Regions from separate parts of the Homo sapiens genome. Here region 1 is linked to region 2. A link is a loop called in an ENCODE intact Hi-C map of the cell type or tissue named here. Cell type or tissue: K562. All regions are shown on one strand. Links, peaks and the distances in the headings refer to the core of each region. The heading gives the core; the rest is flanking DNA.

What was found. A loop is a pair of places that touch in the nucleus more often than their neighbours do. Peaks named below come from ENCODE experiments on the same cell type or tissue, not always from the same donor. Only the 100,000 strongest peaks of a DNase experiment are listed, where the experiment ranks them.
Region 1: it touches region 2 in a loop (5-fold over the local background); 1 of 110 quality-filtered maps calls a loop at or near these places.

The regions. Positions count from the first base shown.
Region 1 is chr1:65,478,141-65,483,529 of GRCh38, reverse strand. The region is part of intron 2 of LEPR (leptin receptor); the gene reads right to left. Among named protein-coding and RNA genes, the nearest start is that of LEPROT, 60 kb to the right of the region's middle. In K562, for the core only: no CTCF peak of the experiment used is centred there; a DNase peak (open chromatin) is centred at 2,359; H3K4me3 peaks cover 2,902 bases.
Region 2 is chr1:65,290,255-65,295,643 of GRCh38, reverse strand. The region is part of intron 2 of DNAJC6-AS1 (DNAJC6 antisense RNA 1); the gene reads left to right. It also overlaps a transcript of DNAJC6 not described here. Among named protein-coding and RNA genes, the nearest start is that of DNAJC6-AS1, 16 kb to the left of the region's middle. In K562, for the core only: no CTCF peak of the experiment used is centred there; a DNase peak (open chromatin) is centred at 2,403.

The sequences.
Region 1 (5,389 bases), core at 290-5,289, 190 kb before region 2:
ATGCCACACAAGCCTAAGGTTGTTGTGATATCGTAACTCCCTCAAAAACTTAGGAGACAGGCCTTATTCCTTTAGGTTAATTCCATGCTGAATCTATCATTGTCTAAGGTTCTCATTGTCCTACATCAACAGTTTTTTGTAATATCAGGTTGTATTTTTCCAATCTGATAGGTAGGAAATGGTGATACATTGTCGTTTTAATTTTCATTTCCAAGATTACTAAGGAGTTTGAGAACATGTCCATGGTATTGTCTTTTTCTTATTGATTTGTAGAAAAATCAATATTGATTTGTATATCTGAATACTAATTATTTGCTAGATACACACACGCACACACACACAACATTCTCCAAGTCTGCTTTCTGCTGTCCTTACAGTGTCTCCTGATGAACAGAGGTTCTTAATGTGCTCAAATTTACCAATCTTTCTCTTTATGGTTTGTGCGCTTTGTGTTTTGTCTAAGCAATATTTCCCTGCCCCAAGTCACAGATACTCCCTTTGTAGACTTTTACCTTCCACATTTACTTTTTTTTTTTTTTTTTGAGACAGAGTCTCACTCTGTCACCCAGGCTGGAGTGTAGTGGCACAATCTCGGCTCACTGCAACCTCCACCTCCCAGGTTCAAGTAATTCTCCTGCCTCAGCCTCCCAAGTAGTTGGGATTACAGGTGTGTGCCACCACGCCTGGCTAATTTTTTTGTATCTTTAGTAGAGACAGGGTTTCACCATATTGGCCAAGCTGGTCTCGAACTCCTGACCTTGTGATACGCCTGCCTTGGCCTCCCAAAGTGCTGGGATTACAGGCTTGAGCCATCGCACCCAGCCTCACATTTACATTTTTAATAGACATGGAATTGATATCTATGTTCATGGTAAAGTGAACATCCAATTCCACTTCTTCCATGTAAGTAACCAATTATTTCAACCCCATATGTTGACCAATTCCCTCATTTCACTGGTTTTCAGCAATGCCACCTCTGTCACATACCAAGTTTGTTATGTTCCATTGCTCCCTTGGTCCCTTAGTCCTCATACCAGTCACTCACTCACTTCTTATTTAATAAGCTTAATAATAAAATTTGCTTCATCTTTTTCAGGACAATTTGGGTCATTCTCAGACCCTCAAGTCATCTATATAAATTTTAGAACCAGCTTTCAAGCTTTGTCATTTCAAGCTTTTTAGTACAACACAGATTGCCTTCAGATACATATTTTAATCCCATTGAATATATTGTTCCATTTGAGTAGATACAGCATCTCAAAATATTTTGTCTACAAATTCATACATATGATATATCTTCTATTAATTCTGGTATTTTTAATATCTTTTAATAAATTTAATAATTGTCTCCATTAAGGTCTTTATTTTTTCAGCTCATTCCCTGGTGTGTGTGTGTGTGTGTGTGTATGTGTAAAATTGCCATTGTAAATTAAATTGTAACTTTTAATTTCAGCTCTTTTAGAGCTTTGTTGCTGTTGTATAGAAATACAATGTATTTGTATATTGATTTTTATCCAACAACTTATCTAAACTTTTTAATCAATTTTAGTAATGTATCTGTAGCTTGTTGTAGGTGTTCCATATTAAATCATCATATAAAATTTCTAAAATGCTAATTTCCTCTTTTTTCTTCTAATTCTTATACTCTTCTTTTTCTTGTTTTTGTTTAGGGTTTTAACTTTTCTTCTGGGGTGTTTTTTTTTTTTTAGTAACATTAGCAAATTACCTGAAAGATAATGTGTCTGAAGTTGTACCAAACTTGTACCAAAGTTGAAGTATATTTACATACCTGGAATAAATTGAACTTGATAATGATGTATTAATTCCTATACATATTGCTGTAATTACTTTTAAATAATATAAAGTCTGGGATTTTTGTACCTATGTCTTAAACATTGGTCTATAATTTACTTTTATTTATTATACCTATTCAATCCACTTTTAGAATGAAATGAGTTGGGCAACTTTTTCTTATCTTTTATTTTCTGATACAACTAAAGTAATATAGGGATTTTCTGTTCCTTGGAAAGTGTGTTTGGACTCACCTGTAAAACAACCACAGTCTCTATCTACTAGGAATGTGGTAGTAAAAGGAAAGGATTAATAATCATGTTATATTATTGGTGTATTTAATTTTCTATTTCACATTTATGCTGGGAAGTTGTGGGTTTTTTTTCCCCGAAACCCACTTTTCTAGACTGTTATGGGCTGAATCATATTCCTAGAAAATTCATATAAAGTCTTAATCCTCAATTCCTCGAATTGTGACTGTATTTAGAGATAGGGCCTTCAGAGAGGTGATTATGTTAAAATGAGGCTGTTAGGGTGGGCCCAAATCTAACCTGCCTGCTGTTGTTATAAGGAGATACATGTGACAGCAGGCATGCCTGCACACAGAAGAAAGACCACGTGAGGATACAGTAGGAAGGCAGTCAGTCATCTGCAAGCCAAGGAGAGAGGCCTCAGGGGAAACCAAACCTACCAACACCTTGATCTTAGACTTCTAGCCTCCAAAGCTGTGAGAAAATGCATTTCTGTTGCTTAAGCCACTCAGTCTATGGTATTTTGTTATAAGAGCTCTAGGAAACTAATATATACGTATTTATTGGAGTGTAAGCTAGTTGTTCAAAACATTTTTTTCTTTCTCTCTTTATCATGTATTTTGCTTATTCATATCTTTTCTTTTTTTCTTAACCTTGCTAGAGATTTTTCTGTCTTATTAAGAGTGAACCAGACCTCCTGGTTCAGATCCTGGCTCTGCTATTACTGGTAGTGTGAACTTTGACAAGCTACTCAACTTCTCTTAGCTTCTTTTTCCTCTTTTGTAAAATGGGGATAAATATCCTCATGTATATATCTTTAATATATAAATAAATAGGAAAAACAGAAAATCTACTCAAACCTATAAATTTCCTCTGCCTTAGCGACTTCCAGTAAATTTTGATATGAGATACTTTCGTTATCATTCACCTGTGGGTATTTTGTATTTTCCTTTTAAATTATCATTTACTGCAAGGGTTAACTGGCACCCTGTATTCCATTTTATTTTGTTTCCAGAGATAGGGAGTGTTTTGTCTCCCTTCCATTATATCTTAGCTTCACTCTAGTCCTTACTGGATACATCTGTCTCCATGCAGCTCCTGGTTCATAGACACCATATCTTCTTGTACTTTTCTGAGGATGCCAGACTATTTCTTAAATATTTTTCTGGATCCCAGACTAGCTGGTTTTCACATGTGTATTCTTCCTCAAAAACCATCTCGATACGGTTTTTCTTTGTTGCACAGTATCTTTTTTTTTTCTACCATAGGAATTGTTTTATTTTTCTTCTCTACTTCTTGAACAAGGCAAGACCTATTAAAGCTCCAGGTTTTCAATAGGTAGGTGGATGGAGTTTCTGTTGGTCCTGCTCATTGTCCATTGGTGTGGTGGTTGACTACTTTTCTCAAATCTAGAACTGAAGGGTAGATTGACAGGCACTGCTCGCATTCTAAACCCTAGATTCTAGCTGGCTTCCTTCTGGCCTGCTTCTGTTTTTCATGGGTTAACACGTTTCACGTTCCTTCCACCTGACAGAGTTGTTTTTTTGTTTGTTTGTTTGTTTGTTTTTTGTCTTGTTTTGTTTTGTTTTTAGTGAGCTAAACTGATTACATACCTACTAAGATCAAGTTTCTTTTTCAACTTAAACCTTCAGGACTGTATTCCTGGGAATTGCCTTCTTAGAAAGCAGTGAATGCTGCTGATTGTCTTCTACTTTCTGCCCAGTTGTTTTGGAGGATTTGTGGTTTAGTATCTACCTGGCATTAAGAAGATGACAGTTGAGTTTGATGACGGATATACAGAAGATCAGGAAATATGTACTCTGTCTTAGAAAGCACTTTTAGAAAGGCATACAGGGCTTCCTCAAAACCCATTTTCTTTATTGTCTGAACAAGTGAAGAAGTGTAAACTACTGCTCTACCTCTGGTCAGGTAGATGTCTCTGGAAGCGAAGCTGGTATATGCCAGATACGCTTTGGAAATTGCTTCATGATATGTCCTATCTCTATCATTTTCTTACATGTTACTCTGGGGACAAGTTTATTAACCTCTCTGCCTCTCTCGGTTTCCTCACCTGTACAAAGGGGAAGTGTACCTCTATGGGCTATTATAAGGCATAAAAGTCATAATCCATATAGAATACTTAGAACTATGCCTAGATTCATAAATGTTCCATGATCATTATTTAATAATGCTGCTGCTGCTGCTATTGTAAAAAAAAATATGTCCTGTACTAAGAGCTATGGGACTTAGGTGCATTTCTATCTCCTCCAACTGAATAATCCTGAGCTTTATTTTCCTCCCTGTGCCTTTTTCCATTTGTAAAATTACAGTGTTGGGATATACAATCTCCAAAATCCTGCCTGCTCTGACATACACACCGTGGAAGCTGTAGCATCACTTTGCTTCATGAATCCTCTGGGATTGGAAATTCTTTATAAGACTGTATTAAACAAACACAACTCTTTCTGAATCCTGCAAAACGAAACTGGACCTGGGACAAGTATTTTAACACAAAGTTCTATTTGTCCTCAATCTTGTTTGGCCCTGACCAAATGTAGGGTGTGATTTTTTTCTTCTCCACTCCTTCTTACACAAGGCAAGACCTACTCAAACTCCAGGTTTTCAACAGGTGGGGTGAGTACAGTTTCCATTGGTCCTACTTGTTGCCCATTGGTATGGTGGTTGACTACTTTTCTCAAATCTAGAACTGAAGGGTAGATTCACTGGCGCTGATCTCATTCCAAAACCCACCTTCTAGCTTACTTCTTTCTGGTCTACCCCTACTTTTTGTGGTTAACATGCTCCTTCCATACAACTGAGCTGTTTTTGTTTTTGTTTTTAGTGAGCTGAACAGATTAAGTACCCACTAAGATCAAGTTTCTTCCTTTCAACTTAAACTTCAGGACTGAACTCTAACTGAACTGCAGACGAGCAAGCATAGGAATGTGTATGGAATATGAGCCACTTTGATATTGAAGTTGGCATGCAGCAAAAGCTGACTAAATACATCTCCCTGAAGCAGAGGTCCACACAAAACAATTTGGGAAAATGAGCTCTAAAAGCCTTCAAAAGACCTCTTTCTACCTACCATAATTAACCAGTGTTTAAGAAAACATGGCAGCCTTTTAGATGTAATATAATTTTACAGTTTTCATTGTGATTCCCATATTTATATTCCACATAATAGAGTGAGTTAGGATGGACGGCCCCATTACCCAACCAAAGGGGGACTTGGAGAGCCAATAATTGGCAGAGATGTCAGTGGGACCCAGGTCTCCCAAATCCTAGCCTGGGTGTTTTTCCACTAAACTTGGTCTTCCTCTTAGTTTTTATAAGAAGCCCTTCAA
Region 2 (5,389 bases), core at 85-5,084:
CAGTTTCTCATTTGTTCATTGAGGTACTACCCTACTGATTGGCTGTACATATTAAATTAGCTAGAGTAGCTATAGTGTACATTTATTCTTTTATCAACCAAGAAGAATGGTCCCTTTTTCTGGGAAATTCTCTTCTGTGGTTGGGTTAGAGCTGCCATAGCCCAGGGATAGGTACCTATAACCAAGCTAGGTCAACCATGGCTTTTTCACAGGACTTTTCCATTTAAAACCAGAAAGAGCAAGTCTGAGTCTATCCTTCCCTAGAGCAAAGATGACACACAGAGGTTGAAGGAGCCATTCTTTCTGACATATGGAGACAAGTGATCTGAGAGAACAATGCTGCTGAGGAGGGAGAAGTAAATTTGAGAGAGGAAGATAGGTATATAGGAAAAACAGTGTTTATATTCTAGAAATTCAGGAGACCCAGATGCACTCCCATGCTTCATACAATTACAAGATCCCCCTTTTTCAATTTAGTTAATTCAGATTGCATCTCTGTCACTTGTAATCAAAGGAATCCTGCCTAATACAGTACTTAACACAATGCCTGCATCACTGTAGCTCAATACACTGAAGTTATTATGATTTCCTCACATAATTGGATTAGCACTTCCATCCCTACTTCTCTATAACACATAAAAAGAAAAACTTCAGATGCCTAAATAAAAGCTTACATTATAAATGTAGCAAAAATAATAAGCATCATGCTACCACTTAGAATCCTTACATATTCAACTAAACCTCCTATACTTTTTTTCTGGCTATAACTAACATTTATGCTGTACTCTATATTGTACAGAGAACATTTTTTAAGCAAAACATTGTCCAGCAGAAATATAATGTGAGCCATATGTGTAATATTTTAATTTCCAGCAGCCAAAATAAATTTTTACAAGTGAATTTAAAAAATAAACAAGTGAATTAATTTTAATAACACTTTATTTAACTCAATGGGTACAATATATTGCCATTTCAACATGTAATCAATAAGATATTTTATATATTTTTCCACCTAAGTGTTCAAAATCTACTGTGTATTTTATACTTACAGCACATCTCAATTGGACTAGCCACATTTCAAATGCTCAATAGCCACTTATAGCCAGTGGCTACTACATCAGACAGTGCAGATATAAAATGCTGTAGTCAATCTTCACACCAATTTTAAGAAGATTGAAGCTTTTGTAATTACAGATGATAAAATTGAACTCAAAAAAATTAAGTGATTTTTTTTTCATAGTCAACAACTAATCAGTCCCAAGCCCAGGATCAAACTTTGGCCTTTGCCCTCTACATTTTCTGCTTCTTATTTATGTTACCCATACAATAAGAACTGATGTTCAACATGATCCTGAAATACAGCCAAATCAAACAAATACATAAATAATGACATGACTTCACCTATAAAATGGAAAGACTGGATTGGTGGGCAATAGGTACAAGGATTTATCTTCTGTATTTTCTGTTATAGTTCACAAGTCAGGTTTCAAGAGAAAAATGGGTATTGCTGATATGTCTTAACCATTATCATTTTCTCTGAACCTTTTCACAAAGTCCTTTCATTGCTTTTTCTTTGTAGCAACAAATGAATTCCTTGTTTTGATGCAAATTAACCCTGCAAATTAACAAGAAACTTGTTTTTTAGTTAAGATAACTGAGTGAAAGTGCTTAGCACAATGCCTGGAACATAGTAATTTATGTTGATTTCCTTTGCATCATAGGGTAAACATGTTTTCAAGGAAAATTTAATACCTGGGAAAATACACTAATAGAACATAAGTTTGATTCTAAATGAAAATTATATTCTTAAAAGCAATCTGCCTCTGTATGTGTACAGACAAAACTATGCCTCTGTACGTGCATATCTGCCCCTATTTGTGCATAGACCAACATATTAACAATAATTAGCTCTTGATAATGGTATTAGAAATGACTTAAAGTAGATGTTTATTTTTGTATGTTATGAAAAAATGTTTGCAAAAATGGCTGCAAACATTCATCCCACTCACCCTCACTTGCTGCCACCCATATCACAATGCAATATTATTTTATATTTCTTCTCACCAAGAGGTAGGGTACACTTCTTCACTCCTTGAATCTGGGCTGGCCTTGTGACTTGCTTTGTACAATAGAGGGTGTTGGGGAGTGTCTGTGTCCCTCCAAAATTCCTATGTTGAAGGCCTAACTCCCAGTGTGGTAGTATTTGGAGATGGGGGCCTTTGGAAGATGATTACGTTTAAATGAGGTTATGTGGGTAGGGCCCCCATCATGGGATTAGTGTCCTTATAAGGAAAAGAAGAAACACCAGAGCATGTGCTCACTGTCTCTCTGGCTCTCTCTCACACACACCCCATCTACCCCCATGTGAGGACTCAATGAGAAGACAGCAAGCAGCCTTCTGCAAGCCAGGATAAGGGTCCTCATAGCAACTGAATCTGCCAGCACCTTTATCTTGACTTTCCCAGCCACCAGAATGGTGAGATATAAGTGTGTGTTGTTTATGCTATCCAGTCTATGATGTTCTGTGACAGCAGCCTGAGCTGACTGAGGCAGAGGGGAAGTACTGTTTTACCAGCTCCAGACACAGGCCCAAGAGCATTGTGGATTTCTGCTTGCTCTCTTGGCTCCTCTTCTCCTTCTCCAAGAGAACAAGCCCAAGCTAGTCTGCTGTAGGATGGGAGGCCACATGGAGGAGCTGATCCTGACATCCCAGCTGATGCCTCATACGTTTGAGTGAGCCCCAATGACAACAGCTGAGGTTGGCCCAGACTGGAAGAACTGCCCTCTGAGCCCATTTAAATTACTGCCAGCAGAATTGTGACCTGAATGTATGCTGTCTTAAGCCACTAATTTTGGGGGTGGTTATCTCAACACAGTGTAAAATAATAAAAATAAAAAATAAAAAAACTGGCTGGGTCTAATGGCTCACACCTATATTCCCAGTACTTTGGGAAGCCAAGGCAGGAGGATCACTTGAGCCCAGGAGTTTGAGACCAGCCTAGGCAACATGATGAGACCCCATCTCTACAAAAAAAAATTAAAGAAAATAGCCAGGCATGATGGTGTGTGCCTGTGGTCCCAGCCACTCAGGAAACTGAGGCAGGAGGATTGCTTGAGCCCAGGAAGTCGAAGCTGTAATGAGCCACATTCATGCCACTGCACCCCAGCCTAGGCAATACACCAAGACCCTGTCTCAGGAAAAAAGAAAAAAGTTTGGGGTGGTTTATTATGTAGCAAAACCTAAATTAATACAAACGTGTTTTCCAGAGTTTCTACAATGAAAAGCGTAATATTCATTAAAAAAAAAAAACAAAAAAAAAAAACCAGGCCGGGTGCGGTGGCTCATGCCTGTAATCCCAGCACTTTGGGAGGCCAAGGTGGGTAGATCATCTGAGGTCAAGAGTTCAAGACCAGCCTGGCCAACATGGTGAAACCCCGTCTCTACTAAAAACACAAATAATTAGCCAGGTGTGGTGGCAGGCACCTGTAATCCCAGCTACTCGGGAGGCTGAGGCAGAAGAATTCCTTGAACCTGGGAGGCAGAGGTTGTAGTGCGTTGAGATCGCGCCATTGTACTCCAGCCTGGGCAACAAGAGCGAAACTCCATCTCAAAAAGTAAAAAGTAAATAAAAAATAAAAACATTTGTAAAGAAGTCAGAAAGAAAGGAAGAACGAAGGAAAGGGAGTGAAGGTGGGAAAAAAGTGACAACGGTGGGAGGGAGAGAGGAAAGTAGGAACGAAAGAAGAAAAGCAAAAACAGATCTGTGTGCAAAAACACAGATCTGGGTACAAATCCTCACTCCACTATCCACTAGTTGTGTTAGTCAAGTTATCCAAAGCTTTTCTATCAAACTTTTCATATCAAACTTTTCTAATATTGCTTACCTCGTAGAATTGCTTTATGAATGATAGGTGATATTTACAGCACCCAGCAGAGTATCTGACCCTTAACAGCACTCAGTACATCTCATACCCCTTCCTCACCTTCTCCTTTTTTCTACACCCAGTAAAACCTGGATTTTTATGGCTCAGCTTTATCCCACTCAAGTATGCAGGGATATAGTTCACATTTTATTTTAAATTCATTTTAATCTCCTTTCCCAGGCAGAACAGGCTAAGTGACTCAAATCCATTTAATTAGGTCCTTCTGCACCTTTAGCTTTGGAGAAAATGTTAAATAATAGGAATGCTATAGATTCATTACTAACTTTCCTTGAATATTTTATTATGAAAATTTCAAACATACCAAAAAAGCTGAAAGAATTTCACATGATGAATATCTACATATCTAATGTATAAATTCAATAATTTGGCTAGGCATGGTGGTTCACATCTGTAATCCCAGCAGTTTGGGAGGCCAAGGTGGGTGGATCACTTGAGTTCAGGAGTTCGAGACCAGCCTGGTCAACATAGTGAAACCCCGTCTCTAATAAAAATACAAAAATTAGCCAGGTGTGGTGGTGTATGCCTGTAATTCCAGCTACTCATGAGGCTGAAGCAAGAGAATCACTTGAACCCAGGAGGCGGTCGTTGCAGTGAGCCAAGATAGTGCCCTGCACTCCAGCCTGGGTGACAAAGTAAGACTCCACTTCAAACAAACAAACAAAAAATTCAATAATTTGAAACATTTTGCAAGTTTGCTTTATCTAGATATTTGGGATTTTATTGTTTTTGCTGAACTTTTAAAGAATGAATTGAGACATTTTACTTCACCTCTTAATTTTTCATGATGCATTTCCTAATGGGGACATTTTCCTACACAACACAAAATTAATAATTCCTTACTGTCATCTAACATCCAATCTATATCTAAGTATCTCCAATTGTCTCTGAAAATGTCTTTGCTAATAGCTGACTTTTTAATAATAGCTAACATTTAGATAGTCATGATGCTTACAACAATACTCTAAGATGGATATTATTATTATCATACTATAGTTAAAGAAATTAAGTTCAAATGCTAACTGCCCTTCAGCACCATAGGAAAGGTAATAATTTAAAAATAAACAACAACAACAAAAAATGCTAACTGCCTTGCCGAAGATCACATAGATAGTTTGTGGAAAAGTTATTATTTAAGCTTATTTAAGTGTTTAAGTGTTTTTCAATAGATCAGGCTGATATGTGAACAAATGCATTTAAATTTTTTAAAAATCAATATACTCTAAAACAAAGCTTTCAGAAGAAAACCTACATAAAGTAATATCACGATATTGACGCAAACAGAATTCTTAAACAGTACTCAAAAAGTAGGAACTGTGAAGCAAATCAATAAAGTAGACTGCATTAAAGAATTTCGGTTCATCCAAAGACACCATTAAGAAAGTGAAAATATAAACCACATTGACAGAAGATTTTTCCAATACATACATTCAAAGGACTCAATATA